2 separate regions of the Mus musculus genome follow, and region 2 is linked to region 1. Evidence: chromatin loops called from intact Hi-C (ENCODE). Cell type or tissue: heart. All regions are shown on one strand.

Evidence for each region. Hi-C counts contacts between places; a loop is a spot of excess contacts. Peaks named below come from ENCODE experiments on the same cell type or tissue, not always from the same donor. Only the 100,000 strongest peaks of a DNase experiment are listed, where the experiment ranks them.
Region 2: it touches region 1 in a loop (2.2-fold over the local background); 6 of 42 quality-filtered maps call a loop at or near these places.

What each region holds. Positions count from the first base shown.
Region 1 is chr17:46,823,613-46,831,612 of GRCm38, forward strand. Bicral (BRD4 interacting chromatin remodeling complex associated protein like) reads right to left here and starts at 7,801. Exons shown (of 11, transcript NM_001100452.1): 1 at 7,339-7,801; 2 at 6,453-6,501; 3 at 6,300-6,368; 4 at 838-2,511. The coding sequence starts at 7,379. In heart, no CTCF peak of the experiment used is centred here; no DNase peak of the experiment used is centred here.
Region 2 is chr17:46,871,040-46,879,039 of GRCm38, forward strand. It overlaps a transcript of Bicral not described here. Among named protein-coding and RNA genes, the nearest start is that of Tbcc, 16 kb to the right of the region's middle. In heart, a CTCF peak has its summit at 4,789 (motif pointing left); a DNase peak (open chromatin) is centred at 3,262; H3K4me3 peaks cover 698 bases; H3K27ac peaks cover 2,385 bases.

The DNA.
Region 1 (8,000 bases):
ACACAAGCTGGAGTCATCTGAGACTCGGGAGATCCAGTTTAGGAACTGCCTCCATGAGACTGGCCTCTGGGCAAGTCTGTGAAGCATTTTTTGGTTGACGATTGATGTGGGGGAGCCCAACCCACTGTGGGTGGTGCCATCCCTTGGCAGGTGGTTCTGTGCATATAAGAAACTGAGAAGCAGGGCTTAGTGGCGAACGCCTTTAATCCCAGCACTTGGGAGGCAGAGGCAGGTGGGTTTCTGAGTTTGAGGCCAGCCTGGTCTACAGACTGAGTTCCAGGACAGCCAGGGCTACACGGAGAAACCCTGCCTTGAAACAAACCAAACCAAACTAGCTGAGCAGGCCATGGTGAGCAAGTCAGAGAGCAGCGCTTCTCCGTGCCCTATGCACCGACCCTGTCTCCAGATATCTATGCTGATTTCCCACGAGGACTTCCCTCAGTGACGGATGGACTGTGACATGGAAGTGTAACCCGCTCCTCCTCACAGTGTGTCACCTCAGTGACAGTAAGCTAACACAATATTCCTGCCATAGCATGTGTGTCAATGTCAGTGGGCCACTTAGGGCGCGGTTGTCTTCTACCATGTGTGCCCAGGGGTCAGACTCAGGTGTGACAGTCAGTGCCTTCGCCTCCTGAGTCATCTACTGGCCCCAAATCCAATTCCATTCCAGAGTCTCCACTCTACAACAGCTAAGAGCCGTCCATTAAGAGGAAGAATTGATCAACCAAAATTGAAACACTGAAGTACACTTCACCCAGGGTGACACTTATATAATTATATGTATATGACAGGAACTCCCACCCAGCCCCACCCCCACACGTGTCCGGCACTGACCTGACAGAAGAACTGCTGCTGTGTCCCCGGGGTGTTGCTCAAGGTGCTGGGGGATTTGGAAGCAGAGACTGGAAGACGGTGGGACACACTGACGGGCGCTGGCGTTCTGTTGGCTTGTGTCAGCTGGTCTCCCGTAAAGTTTGATCCCGGTGCCCCCGACTGCACCGTAGGCCCAAGAGTAGGATGAGCAGTGCTAGCTGAGCTGACGGCGGGGAACCGAGCGGGTCCTGCCATGCCGCTCACCGCGGGCATGGTGGCGAAGCCTGGCCTTCCCTGGGAAACACTGCTCTGCCCAGGTGACAGGTGTAACACGGTGGGTGAGGCCTGCTGCAAGGGCATCTGTCCCCCGACGATCTGAGGAGAGGCGTGGTTGACTATCACTGGACTTCCAGAGGTGGCAAAAGTCTGCCCAGACACCAGCTGGACGGCGGTATTCTGGTTATTAAGCATCTGTCCGGAATATGGTTGGTTGGTCCTGAGCATGTTAGAGGAATTCCTGTTCAGCATGACATGCTCAGAGGCCACTTGGCCAGAGATGAGCTGGGAGGGCTGAGTCTGAAGCAGCTGCCCGTTTATAGCCTGGACATGGTGCACCGAGTTGGAGCTGACAGAAAGGCTTGTGGGTATAAGGAACTGACTTTGGGGAGTGTGAGGCTGGCCCATGGGGGAATGGATGACGATGCTGCCCCCTGTGCCGCTCACTGCCTGCGAGGTGACAGGCTTTCTCGTGTTCTGTTGGTTGACAATGTTCACAGACATGTGCGGCCCAACCACGGAGCCCTGGGGCGAGCTTGTGGGGGCGAAGGAGATCCCCTGCTGGGCATGGTGCTGCTGGATCCCAAGGTTGTTCACATTGTACGCGCTCTGCTGACCCATCTGGACCGGCTTTGGCTGGATATTAATTGGGACTTTATTTGAATTTGGTGCAAGACCCCTTTGAATAATGATGTTATGCACGGGTAAAGATGCCTGGAAATTTGTGCTGTTAAATGGAACGGTGACAGGCTGTGCTACAGGACTGGAAGTGGAGTTCCCAAACAGAGAGTTGCCGTTAGGAGTCTGTCTGTGAACCAGAAGCCCCCCACTCACATTAGATGGGGCTTGCTGCCCACTGCCTTTCAGTATGATTTGAGAGCCATCGAGGTTATTTATAGTCATCATGGAAGGCTGATTACCGAAGGACCCGATTAACTGTATCTGACCGGAGCCACTAATCTGGCTGCTGTTAGGCAAATGCTGGCTGGGAACACTGATCCCCACGTGTTGCATAAAGCCATGCTGCACACCCACTGTATTGCTTGCAAACGATGCTCCAACAGGCACGTGAGTCACCCCGATAGGCTGCAGTGTCTGACCTGAGTAATTAGAAACATTAGAAGCCTGAGTAAAGGATGCTGATGAAGAAGGATGAAGCTGGGCTTGTGCAAACTGTTGGCTTGAGCCTATACTGGCATCCAGGTACGCCTCTTCTGCCAATGTCTGTTCAGTGATATTAGCCTCCTGCAAGGATTTCTGAAGAATGTCAAAGGGTTGGTCCTCGCTGAGATCGGGGAGAGGTGAAGACTCAAGTTCATCTTCAAGAAACTGAAGGCTGCTTGCAAGCGGCAGCCCATCACTGGGCCCCTCCCCAAGCTGGTCACTCACACCTTTGAGGGCCGATTTAGGGTCAGCGTTCTAAAAAAAGCAGAATCAGTGTGTTATAAGGCATATCAAACCTTCAGAAGACAAGCTTAAAAACCCCTCTCCCGAATGACTATAAATATAAAGTTTAATGGTAAAGTTCCAGGCCACACTGATTTTATGGTTGCTGTTACTTTAAAACAAGGTCCTACTCAGACTGGCCTTGAACCTGCAGTCCTCCTGGAAAACACAACTTTCTCTCTCCAAACTACTTACCTTCTTTCTCCTGTTTTATTTCTTTAGTTATGATGAACAGTCTGTACGACCATTGCTTTGACAGATGATTTTATAGGGAACATACAGGAAGCTAGCTGAGGTGCGGCTCACACACGCTGTCTTAGCAAGGAAACTCAGGCTGGATGGCCAGGAATTTGAGGTTAGCCTGGGCTAACAGCAAGGGTGAGGCCAATCTGGGCCACACTGTGAGCCTCTGTCTCATCCTTAAAGAGAAGTGGGCATGCTGGCACAGGCCTTTAACCCAACAGTCTAACGGCAGGAGGAGCTGGCTCCATAAGCTTAACGTCTGCCTAGTATACGTGGTGAGTTCCGGGATAGCTAGGGCTAGAGTAAGACTTGCTTCAAAAACAAAACAACAACAAAAAATAGATGTAAGACAGGCAGACAGATAACATGAGATAACTAAGGCTATCTAGAGATCAGCTTCTTATTTCCAAGCTACTGGGTCATACTTTTTTCCTTTTTGGGGGGCTGGAGGGCTTTTCAAGACTGAGTTTCTCTGTGTAGCCTGGATGTCCTGGAACTTGCTCTGTAGACCAGGCTGGCCTTGAACTCACAGAGAGCCGATTGCCTCTGTTTCCTGAGCATGCGCCACCACTGCCAGCTAGCCTTCCTTTTTGGAGGAGGTGGGCAGGGTGCTAAAGATTGAACATAGGATCCCACTGGGGATAAGCACTCTCAGAAAAATGGATTTTCAGGTTGTTTCTAAGGTGCTAGTGGGATTCAGCCCAGGGATATATATCCAGACCACTGCACACCACAAAGTCAAAACAGGTTTGAGGAGCCCTGAGTATCACCTTGCTAGATGTCCAAGAAGATACCCTACGGCCCCAGAACACCAGACCCGACCAGAGTGAGTTCCCACATAAAATGAGTGCTCTTCTGACTTCCTGTATTTCCTGACTAACACTCCAGTATTTAGGAAAACTATTTCAAACTAAAAACAATGGAGCGAACAAAAACAAAGCCAGTTAACTCAAAAGGAAAAGCCACCCCTTTCCAGATATGCACACATGTGTTAGTTATGTCTTTAAGGAACCCAAGGGGAACAGACAATCCAGGGAGACTCCAATGCAGACCCAGGAAGAGAAGCTGAAGAGAGTAATACAAACTAAGACTCCTGCCACAGCCCAGTCATCTTTTGTGGCACAGATAGAAAAAAACTTTTAACTTGCTGTTCTGGAAAAGGAACCAAAGACATCTTGTGTGAAGGCAACCTCTACCAGCCAGCCCCTCAGCCTTAGGGGACTATGCTCTGTGTACTATATAGTATATTCAGAAAGAAACAAAAAGAATGGGAGAATTAAAAACAGACCAATCAAGAACAAGTATTCTAATCCAGTGCTGGTGGTGGTGGTGGCAGTAGTGGCACACGCCTTTAAATATCAACACTTGGGAGTCAGGGGCAGGTGGATCTGAGATTGAGGCCATCCTGGTCTACAGAGTCAATTCTAAGACAGCCAGGGCTACACAAAGACTCTGCCTCAAACAAAGCAAAAGTAAACAAACAAATAAAAATTAATGAAAGAAAGAAAGAAAGAAAGAAAGAAAGAAAGAAAGAAAGAAAGAAAGAAAGAGCAAACAAACAAGTATTCTTGTGTGTGGTGCACATGCCTGTAAATACCAACACTCAGATCTGCAGCTAATGAGGTTTTAATGGCTGAACGATTGGACAAACGAGCCAAGGCTGGGCTAGCCCTCAGCAGGTCCTAAAGAACCATGATAGGCATCGGGGAGAGCAATTGAGAGTAAGAAGATTGTTTTCTCTGGAGCAGAGGTGAGGCAGGTGGCTGGCACCCATATTTCTAGCATGAGGATGGCCGAGACCGCTGAGAGCTGGAGGTCACACTGGACTCTGTCTGACTTCTGAGAGCCAGGGCCTCTCACCGAAGCTGAGCTGGGCGGGCTGTGGAGAAGCCCCAGCATCCCTCCTGTCTCAGACCCTGACACTGGGGTTGGAGCACTTTTGCAGCCAGGCCTAGCTTCTTCTTCTTTTTTTATTTTTTTTTATTTTTTTGGTTTTTCTTTTCTTTTCTTTTCTTTTCTTTTCTTTTCTTTTCTTTTCTTTTCTTTTCTCTTCTCTTCTCTTCTCTTCTCTTCTCTTCTCTTCTTTTCTTTCTTTCTTCTTCTTCTTCTTTTTTTTTTTTTTAAGATTTATTTATTTGCTGGCGTGATGGCGCACGCCTTTAATCCCAGCACTCGGGAGGCAGAGGCAGGCAGATTTCTGAGTTCAAGGCCAGCCTGGTCTACAAAGTGAGTTCCAGGACAGCCAGGGCTACAGAGAAACCCTGTCTCGAAAAACCAAAAAAAAAAAAAAAAGATTTATTTATTATTATACATAAGTACACTGCAGTTGTCTTCAGATGTACCAGAAGAGGGCATCAGATCTCATTATGGGTGGTTGTGAGCCACCATGTGGTTGCTGGGATTTGAACTCAGGACCTTTGGAAGAGCGGTCAAGTGCTCCTATCTGCTAAGCCATCTCACCAGCCCCAGGCCTAGCTTTTTACGTGGGTCCTGGGGATTTGAACTCAGGTCCTTATTCTGGCTCAGCAAGTGCTCCCACCTACTGAGGTCTCTCCCCAGCCCCTAAACATAGATCTGAGAGAGTCTCCAAATAAGACTCCTCCGTTCCCATCTTGTCTATGCTCCTAGATCTTAACAGACCATGCTGTTGAGGTTAGGGCCTGAGTCAGAATCCTAGCACTGAACCTCTTGGCTGGGTAAACCTCTCTGTGCCTTAGCTTCCTTGTCTACAAGACAGAGCTAACGGTAAAACCACTTCCTGCAGGGACTGTGAGCATCAGATGCAGTCTGCACGAGCCCTCCTCACAAGCACATATTACCCCTCAACAGTGTTAGCTACTACCTTATCTTGTTTATAACATTATCTGTAAGTAACTAATCATTAAAAAGTCTCCTTAAAGCTCCTATGACAAGATTCAAAACATTCTTTTTTGTTTTGTTTTGTTTTTTGTTTTTTCGAGACAGGGTTTCTCTGTGTAGCCCTGGCTGCCCTGGAACTCACTCTGTAGACCAGGCTGGCCTTGAACTCAGAAATCCACCTGCCTCTGCCTCCCGAGTGCTGGGATTAAAGGTGTCGCCACCACGCCCAGCTGATTCAAAACATTCTAATGTCACAACACTGGCGTCACTTCATAAGGTTGAAGGCTTAGAAAGCTGGACGTGCTGGGCCAGAGGGACGGCTCAGAGGGTGAAGGCTCACCACAAAGCCTGGGATTTGATCTGTGGGACCTACTTGGTGGAAAGAGACAGCCAACTCAAGGCGGTCCTCCTCCTGATCGATACACGTACACTCAGGCACTCACGCATACGTAACATAGAGGAATGTCAAAAGCAAGAAGAAACTTAAGAGCCTGATTCTATGACAAACAGAGCACTGACATACTGTCATCCAGGTTTTCCCTCTCCTGTCAGTCACAAGGTGAGGTAATGATTCTTTGCACTCTACAGAGGCAATCGAAGCCTCTCTTGTAAGGTTTCCTTGAGACAGAAAGGCTTCAGGTCTGGTTTTCAGCACTCACCGTGGAGTTGGCGAAAATTGAATTAGAATTGGCTGCAGAATACCCTGCGTTCGTCACATCATCGCTGCCCTGCAGAGGGGGAATTCAACATGGCAGTTACTGCAGGGCTTGGAGAGACAAAAGCCGAGCCTGAGACACTTGTCTGTCACTTACCGATTTACTGCTAGGTCCGTGCAGAAAATAGTTCAATGCTTGTGGGTCTCTAGAAAAGAAGGAAGTGAGAGAGTGAAACAAGTAAGTACTGCTACTTCTACGTAAATAGCTGCTGATAGTTATATAAGGCAAAAAGAAACGAAACACTAGCTCCAGTGAAATCTCTCCATTTTAAACCATTTTCTACACTTCTGTCTCTGGGAAGCGCCTACTGCTTCAGTCCTGGGGGGTGAACTTGGACCTTGCCCTTGCTTGGTGAGCTAAAAATAAAACTAAGCAACACCCTGGCCTGCCATCCCCAGACTTACTAAAAAAAATAACAAGTAAAACCAAAAGGAATGGGTTGCTGAGTTATGACCTGTGTGTAAAACTACCTTTCTGTGGCAGTTAAGAGCACTGACTGCTCTTCCTGATGTCCTGAGTTCAAATCCCAGCAACCACATGGTGGCTCACAACCATCTGTATGTGATCTGATGCCCTCTTCTGAAGACAATGACAGTGTACTTTATACATAAAATAAATAAAATCTTATTTATTTGTTTATTTATTTATTTTTGTTTTCTGAGACAGGGTTTCTCTGTGTAGCCCTGGCTGTCCTGGAACTCACTCTGTAGACCAGGCTGGCCTCAAACTCAGAAATCTGCCTGCCTCTGCCTCTGCCTCCCAAGTGCTGGGATTAAAGGTGTGTGCCACCACTGCCTGGTATAACAAAATCTTAGTACAAACAAACAAACACACAAACTCTCTGTGCTAGTTATTGCTGTAACCATGGTAAAGTATTATTTTTTATTTTAAAAGGCCAGGAGCTTAAGATAGCTACAGAGCTCTTTCTACTCCTCACACCTCACACGAGCGGTCCACCCTGGGCCCCACAGGAGCATCTTACCCAATAAGATCGAGGAGACAGGAGTCATCGTCATCATCCATGACAACTGCAAGGAGAGAGGGAGGGAGGCAGTGAGTCGGAGCAGGGCGGCCAGCAATATGGATGCAGTGGAGCACGCTGAGCCTCCACACAACTGTCAGCACGGGAGCTTTCCCTAGTCACCTATCAAGCCTACCATGGGAAAAATGTTGTGGCTGGTGGGCACAGTGTCATTTGCCAGTAGTCCTGGCCACTCAGGTAGGACTCAGTAAGGAAGGGAACTTGAGTCCAAGAGTTCAAGGTCAGCCTGGACAATAGCAAGACCGCAGCTCATAAGTAAATAAACAAATAGCCAAGCAAGCCAGACACACTGGCAAACACCTTGATCCCAGGAGTTGGAAGGCAGAGACAGGAGGATCAGGAGGTGAAGGCTACCCTTGCCTACATGACAAGGTTGAGGCCAGCCTGGGCTACATGAGACCCCATGTCAAAAACAAAAAACAAAAACAAAAACAAAAACAAAAACAAAAGGTGCCAGGCGTAGTGGCGCACGCCTTTAATCCCAGCACTCGGGAGGCAGAGGCAGAGGCAGGCGGATTTCTGAGTTTGAGGCCAGCCTGGTCTACAAAGTGAGTTCCAGGACAGCCAGGGCTACACAGAGAAACCCTGTCTCGAAAAACAAC
Region 2 (8,000 bases), 47 kb after region 1:
GATGGGTGGGTGGGTAGATTTGTGGATAGATGTGTGGGTGGTGGATGGGTGTGGCCTCAGGGAGGGAGGGAAGCCGTTTCTGTGGCAAGCAGCTCCACAGACAGGAAGCTTGCCTGCTGACATCCCCAGCCCTGAACACACTCATGTTCAACATTGTCATGTTGATCTGCTCAATGTCCTCTATCCTTATAAGTGTTCTGAGATTAAAAACAACAGAGCAACAATATATGGGGCTTGGGGAAGGCAAGGGTGTCACACAGTGTGATGCTCTGGGTATGGGGATAGAGAAGGCATTCTGTGCAGACAGGCAGGTAGAGGGAAAAGTTTAAAGCTGTGCTTTCCCCTGGCCCCCAGCACCCAGAACAGGGTTTCTCTGCATAGCACTGGATATCCTGAAACTTGCTCTGTAGACCAGGCTGAAAATTTCATTCATTTATTTATTTTTAAAAGATTTGTTTGTTTATGCATATGAGTGAGTGCTCTATCTGCATGTATGCCTGCACTACAAAAGGCGTCAGATCCCATTACAAATGGTTGTGAGCCACCATGTGGTTGCTGGGAATTGAACTCAGAACCTCTGGAAGAGTAGTCAATGCTCTTAATTGCTGAGCCATCTCTCCAGCCCCCCAATTTTTTTTTTTTTTTTTTTGGTTTTTTCGAGACAGGGTTTCTCTGTGTAGCCCTGGCTGTCCTGGAGCTCACTTTGTAGACCAGGCTGGCCTCGAACTCAGAAATCCGCCTGCCTCTTGCCTCCCGAGTGCTGGGGTTAAAGGCGTGCGCCACCACGCCCGGCTCGAAAATTTTATTTATTTTGTCTTACATGTATGACTATCTTGACAGTGTGCATGTATATGCACCATGTTCCTGCCTTGACCCCTCAGAGGTTAGAAGAGGGCGCTGGACTCCTTAGAAATCGAGGTATGGATGGTTCTGAGCCACTGTGTGGGTGCTGAGAACCAAACCCAGGTCCTCTCAAGAGCAGCCAGTGCTCTTAACCACTGAGCCAGCTCTCAAGCCCTAAAGCTGGGTTCTCAAAGCTGAGTAAGGATAGTAAGACAAAAAGGAAAGCCTCAACTAGACACACCTAAGAGTGAGAGGCTCAACTTCCACACTCAGGCCCTAACAAGGAGGAGCCACACCGAGTACTGGGCAGTGCCAGGACCAGAGGTCGTGGCAGGCAGTTTGGGGGATCCCTGAGCTACAAACACTGGAAGTACACTCCCTGAGACCAGTGACCTTGTGAAAACTTGCAAAAGTCAAGAGACTGTGACTGGTGTTTATCAAAAAAATCAAAGAGCAACTTTGGGAATAGAAAGTGTTTGCTTGCAAGCATGCACGTCCATGCCTGTAAACCCAGGGCTGAGTGTGGCTGTGTGTGTCTTTAATCCCAACACTTAGGACGAAGAGGCAGGTAGATTTTTGAGAGTTCAAGGCCATTCACTGATCAATAGTTTATTCCAGGCTAGCTAGAAAACCATGACAGACAGACAGACGATGGTGGAATACTCTGGTAGAGGACTAGTTCTGTTCCCAGCATGCACACTGGGTGGTTCACAACCATCTGTACCAACGGCTCTGTTACATCCAGTGCCTCCAGTTTCCTTGGGTACCTGCACACACTTGCAAACACATGCACTGACCCCCCAACACATTACACATCACCCAAAATGAGATATTTTCAAACAACGGCAACAAAAAGTGGCTGGGTGGTGGTGGCACATACCTTTGATCCCAGCACTCAGGAGGCAGAGGTAGGCAGGTCTCTGAGTTCTAGGCCAGTCTGGTCTACAGAGTGAATTTCAGGACAGGCAGGGGTTGCACAGAGAAAGCCCATCTCAAAAAGAATAAAAAAAAGGGGGGGGAGGGAGAAAAAAAGGTGGAAAGCGACTGCAGAGGCCACCAGATGGTGACCTCTGGTCACCACATGCACACAAGACAAAGGTCAAAGCTAACATTTCAGAGCAGAGGTAAGTGCACGCAGAGAGAGGCAGATTTCCACTGAGTGAGGAAGAGGGGGGAAGAGATTGCCCAGTGATAGTCTAGGCTCTGAGGCCCGCCTGCTTTACATTCGTGCATCCGACCTGCACTTCGTAGCATTTATTTTTATCTCATGAGCATTTGGCTTGCATATATATAGGGATGTGTACTGCGTAGAAGCCTAGCACTGGAGGAGGCTAGAAGAGTGTCAGATCCCCTGGAACTGGAGTTACAGCGCACTGTGAGCCACCATGTGGGTGCTGGGAACTGACCCAGTCCTCCACAAGAGAAGCCAGTGCTCTTAACTGCTGAGCCGTCTCTCATGCCTTGCATTACTTTTTAAAGTTATTTTTTTACTCTTCAATGAAGATAGGGTCTCACTATATAGCCCAGGCTGGTCTTGAACATGTGGCAAGTCCTCCTGCCTCCACTTCCCAAGTGCTGCAATTACAGGCTCAAACTACCACACACAGCAAATTCCAGTTTTGATAATGGAAGCTTGCCCGACAGCCTCTCTCCAGTGCAGGTCAAAGGAATAGGCTCCTGCTGTGGTAAGCCAGTCTCTGCCGGACAGGAGACCAGCTTTATTTGTAGGACTGTGCAGAAACCCCGTGGATTGGGTAAAAAGCTCTTCTGGACCATGCTACTCCTTTTGCACCTTAAATCCTCGCTCTGAGCCAGCCTTTGGTTGGTATCAGCACTGGCTACAGACATTGGGTAAGTATATGCCTATTTTACAAGTTCAGACTGGCCAGGCATGGGGGCACAAGCCTTTGATCCCAGTGCTGGAAGTTCGAGGCCAGCCTGGTCCACAAAGTGAGTTCCAGTACACCTAGGACTATTACAGGGAGAACTCCTCTCTCGTAAAACCAAACAAACAAACAAAATACAAAACAGATTCACACTTTGGTCTTGGAGCACAGATCATTCTCAGGTGATCTCCATTTCATTTCCATTGACCTCTGTTTGGCCCCATTGTTTTTTCCAGGGAACCATGGCAACAGCCTTTCTCAGGCACTGCCGACCCCCCCACTCCCCCCACCCCCAGCTCCAACTCTTTCTCTTCACCTTCCCATCCCGAACCCACCCAAATGCCAGGAACTCTGATGTTCCAGAAACTCCTGGATGCCCACAGGATTCTAGGAAGCAGAGCCTGGCCAGTTCTGTCCCTGTCCCCGTCTCTCGTGACATTCACTTCCTCTGGCGGCTCCCCTGCCTGCCCTTTCCCCTTGCTTCTCTCTTCTTTGTACTTCCAAACAACTTCCTTTTCCTTGATAACACACACCACCTCGAGTGACTCATAATTAGTCATGTCTATCCCTGGACTCCCAGCCTCCAGGAGACGAGGACCAGGCTTTGTCTATTTTTATCCCTTCCCATCTCCCCCGGGGCCAGCTGTGGCATCCTGCGTCAGTACGCTAAGCCACCATTTCTTGACGCTAGGTTCTGTCAAGGCACCTGGCTGGTGCTGGAGGTAGCGGATGCTCTACAAAGGCTGGTGACTGGTCCTCATTAACAGGGCGTCACTCACAAAGTGTTCTCTAGACTTAGGATGTTCAGACAAAGATGTCCTCCCCTGCATGGGTGTGTGCAACTGAGGAAGCACTTAGGCTCATGGGTGGCAGTCTGAGAGAAGCAATGAATGAATCTCTCAACATTACTGTTTTTACCCCTCCCCCAAAAAACGGCGGCAAGGGGAGCACAATGGTTAGGGGGAGAGATGATTGCTCACCAGGCCTACACCAGGCTTGAGTTTGATCCCTGGGACCTACAAGGTGGGAGACAACCTGAGACTTCCACAGTAGTCCTCAGACTTCCACATGCTTGCTCCGATGGTTAAACCCCCACACATACAGCAAATAGATACATAAATGACTGTTTTTAATTGAGTCACGTCTTAGTCTTATATTATCCCAACTAGCATGCTTCTCCTTGTTCCCTCCTCGTATAACTGCTTTAAACACAAATAAAATAAAAACAAACAACAAAAATAGGGGGTCTCACTCTGTAAGCTCAGGCTGGTCTCCAACTCTTTTTTTTTGTTTTTGTTTTCTTTTGTTTTTTGAGACAGGGCTTCTCTGTGTAGCCATGGCTGTCCTGGAACTCACTCTGTAGACCAGGCTAACCTAGAACTCTAAAATCTGCCTGCCTCCGCCTCCCAAGTGCTGGGACTAAAGGCATGCGCCACCACTGCCCAGCTGTAATCCTCCTGCCTCAGCCTCCAAAATACTGGGATTTCAAGTGTGAGCCACCACCTGGCCTAATTGTGGGAAAAGAGAACTCTGAGCGTTCCTCCTCAGGGTCCATGTACCTCGGGTGGGTTTTATTTTGTAACTATACAGGTGTGTGTGAACTTGCTTGAGTGTGTGTGTTTGTATGCATGGATGCCCCAATTGTGTAAGTACTCACAGGTGTGTAGAGGCTAGAGGACACTCTCATGTGTTCTTTCTCATTGGCTCTCTACCTTGCTCTTTAAGATGGGACTTCCCAGAGGCAGGGACTCTGCAGTAGGCTAGGCCAGTCGGCCAGCAAGGTCTAGTCGTGCCTTCCCAGTGCTGGGATTATAAATGTGGATTATAAATATTGGTTCTAAAAAGCAAGCTCACGTCTTCATGCTTGCAATAGCAAACACTCTACTGACTTAGCTCTCCTACTCCAACAGACACTTACAAATAAATAAATGTGATAAAAATTTTAAAACATGAGGGCTGGAGAGAGAGCTCAGAGGTTAAGAGCATTGGCGGCTCTTCCACATGTCTTGAGTTCAATCCCCAGCAACCACATGGTGGCTCACAACCATCTATAATGAGATCTGGCGCCCTCTTCTGGCCTGCAGGTACAGGTGTACATGCACGCAGAAGTCTACATAAATAAATAAAAGTAAAGATCTTTATAAAAAAATTTAAACACAAAAGGAAGTTGTGATGGCTGTTGTTCTCAACTTGACTACACCTGGAATTAACTAAAACCTGAGAGGCTGGGCACCCCTGTGAGGGCTTTTATTTATTTATTTATTTTGGCTTTACGGGTTTCTCTGGGTAGCCCTGGCTGTCCTGGAACTCACTTTGTAGACCAGGCTGGCCTCAAACTCAGAAATCTGCCTGCCTCTGCTTCCCAAGTGCTGGGATTAAAGGCGTGTGCCCGGCGGATTTTTTTTTTTCCCTTACTTAAGCCATCTGAGGTGTGAAGATACATTTTTAATCCGGATCTTTTAAGGTGGGAAACGCCACCCTCAATCTGCACCACCCTTTCAGCTGGCAGCCATTATAAGGGCATGGAAGAAGGAGGCTCTCTCTCTTTGCCTGCTCGCTCTCCCTAGCAAGCCCATTCAGACAGGCATTACAGCCTACATCCTCAGGATTCCAGCTATACCGACTAGCTGAGACATGCACCTTCATGGACTGAATAACTACTGCATTCTTAGACCTTCCACTCATAGGCAACTGCCAGCATTGTGGTCATCTTGACCACAGCCTATAATAAATCCCCACCCTCCTTCCTTCTCTCTAAATATATAGATACTCATATTCATTCCATAACCCTGACAAGCCTGTCTGTCACTCTAGAGAACCCCGGCTAACACAGAACTAACACAGCTAACAGTGTTGGCACTAAAAGTAAAAAACAAGCAACCTGCCCTTACAACATCTGGCTCGGCCTCTTTCTCACCGAACCAATTACTCACTGTGTGCGCATGTGCATGCCTTTGTGTGCTGTGGAGGTCAGAGGGCAACTGCTGGGAACCGGTTCTAGCTCTCGCCTCTCTCTACCTGGCTCTAGGGAATGACATCATGCCACCAAGCTGGAGAGCAAGTTCCCTTCCCCATGAGCAATCTCGCCAGCCTTGTTTCTGCTTCTTAAGGAAAAGAAGATTTGTACACTACACATCTTCCATAGGCTATGCAATGACTTAGCACTGCCTCAAATCAATGCCAGCTCTCTCATGTTCTAAAAATGCAGCAAAGAATCAGATATGGTATGGGAGGCCAAGTCAGGAGGAGTACAAGTTAAAGGACAAGCTGAGCTACACAGAGAGAACCCTGTCTCAAAAACAAAAGACAGAAAAAGGGGTGGATAGGAGACAGCTCAGTCAGTAATGTGCTCACCACACAAACATGAGGGTCTGGGTTCGATCTCCAGCACCCACATATAAAGCCAAGTATGGTAGTGTATGAATGAAGTCTCTGCACTGACAGATGGTCAAGGGATCCCAGGTGCTCACTGGCCGGCCTAATTAATAGGCCTTAGGTCCCAGTGAGACTCTGTTTATAGGAACATGGTACGGGCCTGGAAGACAGCTCAGTAAGCAAAAGCTAGCCAAGCAGGCAGGACCGAGTTTGATCTCCAGGAGCCATGTAGAAAGCCCAGTATGGAGGCAAACATCTATAAACCTAGCGTTCCAACAGAGTTGGGAGGCAGAGGCAGGAGAATTACCTGCAAGTTCAGTTCCTGGGCCAGGTAGGCTTGCAGTACTCGGCAACAGAAAGTTAGAGATCCCGTCTCAATGAGAACTGACTCCTGAAAATTGTCCTCTGACCTCTGCATGAGTGCCCCCCCCCACGCCCCAAGGGAGGGAGGAGGAAAGGGCTGGAGAGATGGCTCTTGCAGAAGACCGAGTTCAGCTCCCAACACCCATGTCAACTCCCTGTAATCAATCATAGCTTCTCCAGGGGCTCCAATGCTCTCATATGCCCTCCACAAGCACTCACACGCGCATGCACACATACACATGATTAAAACATGTGACGGTTTGAATACGCGTGGCACTCTTAGGAGGTGTGGCCTTATGGTGAAGGTGTAGCATTGTTAGAAGAAGTGTGTCACTGTAGGGGTGAAGCTTTGAGGTTCCTATGCTCAGGGTCTTCCCAGTGTGAAAGAGACCCCCCCCCCCCAACCCTCTGGCTGCCTGTGGAAGACAGTCTCCTCCTGGCTGCCTTCGGATAAGATATGTAGAACTCTCAAAACTGCTAGCACCGTGTCTGCCTGCAAGCTGCCATGCTTCCCATCATGAGGATAACGGACGGAACCTCTGAAACTGTAAGCCAGCCCCCAATGAAATGGCCGCTGTTTTAAGAGTTGCTACGGTCATGGTGTTTCTTTGCAGCAATGAAACCCTAAGACAAACCATAAATTCTTAGGGGAGAAATAAATAAAAACAAGGTGGACAGCTCCTGTGGGTTTGAGGCTAGCCTGGTCTACAGAGGGAGTTCTGGGAGCTTCTGAGAGAAACCCTGTCTGAACCGCCCCCTCAAAAAATCCCGTTCGCCCTAAGTTCACTCTACTTCGCAGTTGCTCCTCAGACATAAATGAAGTCTTTGTCACTTGAGTTAGGCTCGTGGCAACGAGTAGGAAAAACACCATGCAATGCTCACTCTCCAAATCCCAACACCACAGAGATGCAGTCAGGAGGACTGCGAGTTCAAGACTATCCTCAGCTACATAGTGACTCTGGAGCCAACCCGGGCCATGTGAGACCCTGTCGCAAACACACAAACATATATGTGAAAGACGTCAGTCATTAATGCTGCTCCTCCGGACAAACCACCATAGAGATGCCTGCAGCTCTGCCTAGACAAGCCAAGAGTTACCAGGCACCACAGACGCTGGGGCCTCCTAGGAAGGAGAAGCCTCAGGCCTGTGGCACACACACATGTGTGTCACTGTCCCTTGAAAAACCTGCAATTTTTAAACCTACACTTCAGCAAGCTTTAGTTACTCTGCAAACTAAGGAAGGGGACAGTCTCTTAGCATGAGTGGGTTCCCCTTGATGGCACACTCAACAGCGCTGCCTTAGCAAATCCTTTACTGACACACAGGCTCGCTCTCATCGTCTCAGAGCGTCTGCACACCACTACATACAAGACCCAACATGGCTGCCTTCAAGGTCCCCCTCCCCTCCCCTCCCCCCTTTTCACCCCTTTTCCCACTTTTCTTCCAGTGCTGTGGCTTAAACAGTGGAAGAAAGAAGAAAGGAAGGAAGGAAGGAAGGAAGGGAGGGAGGGAGGGAGGGAGGGAGGGAGGGA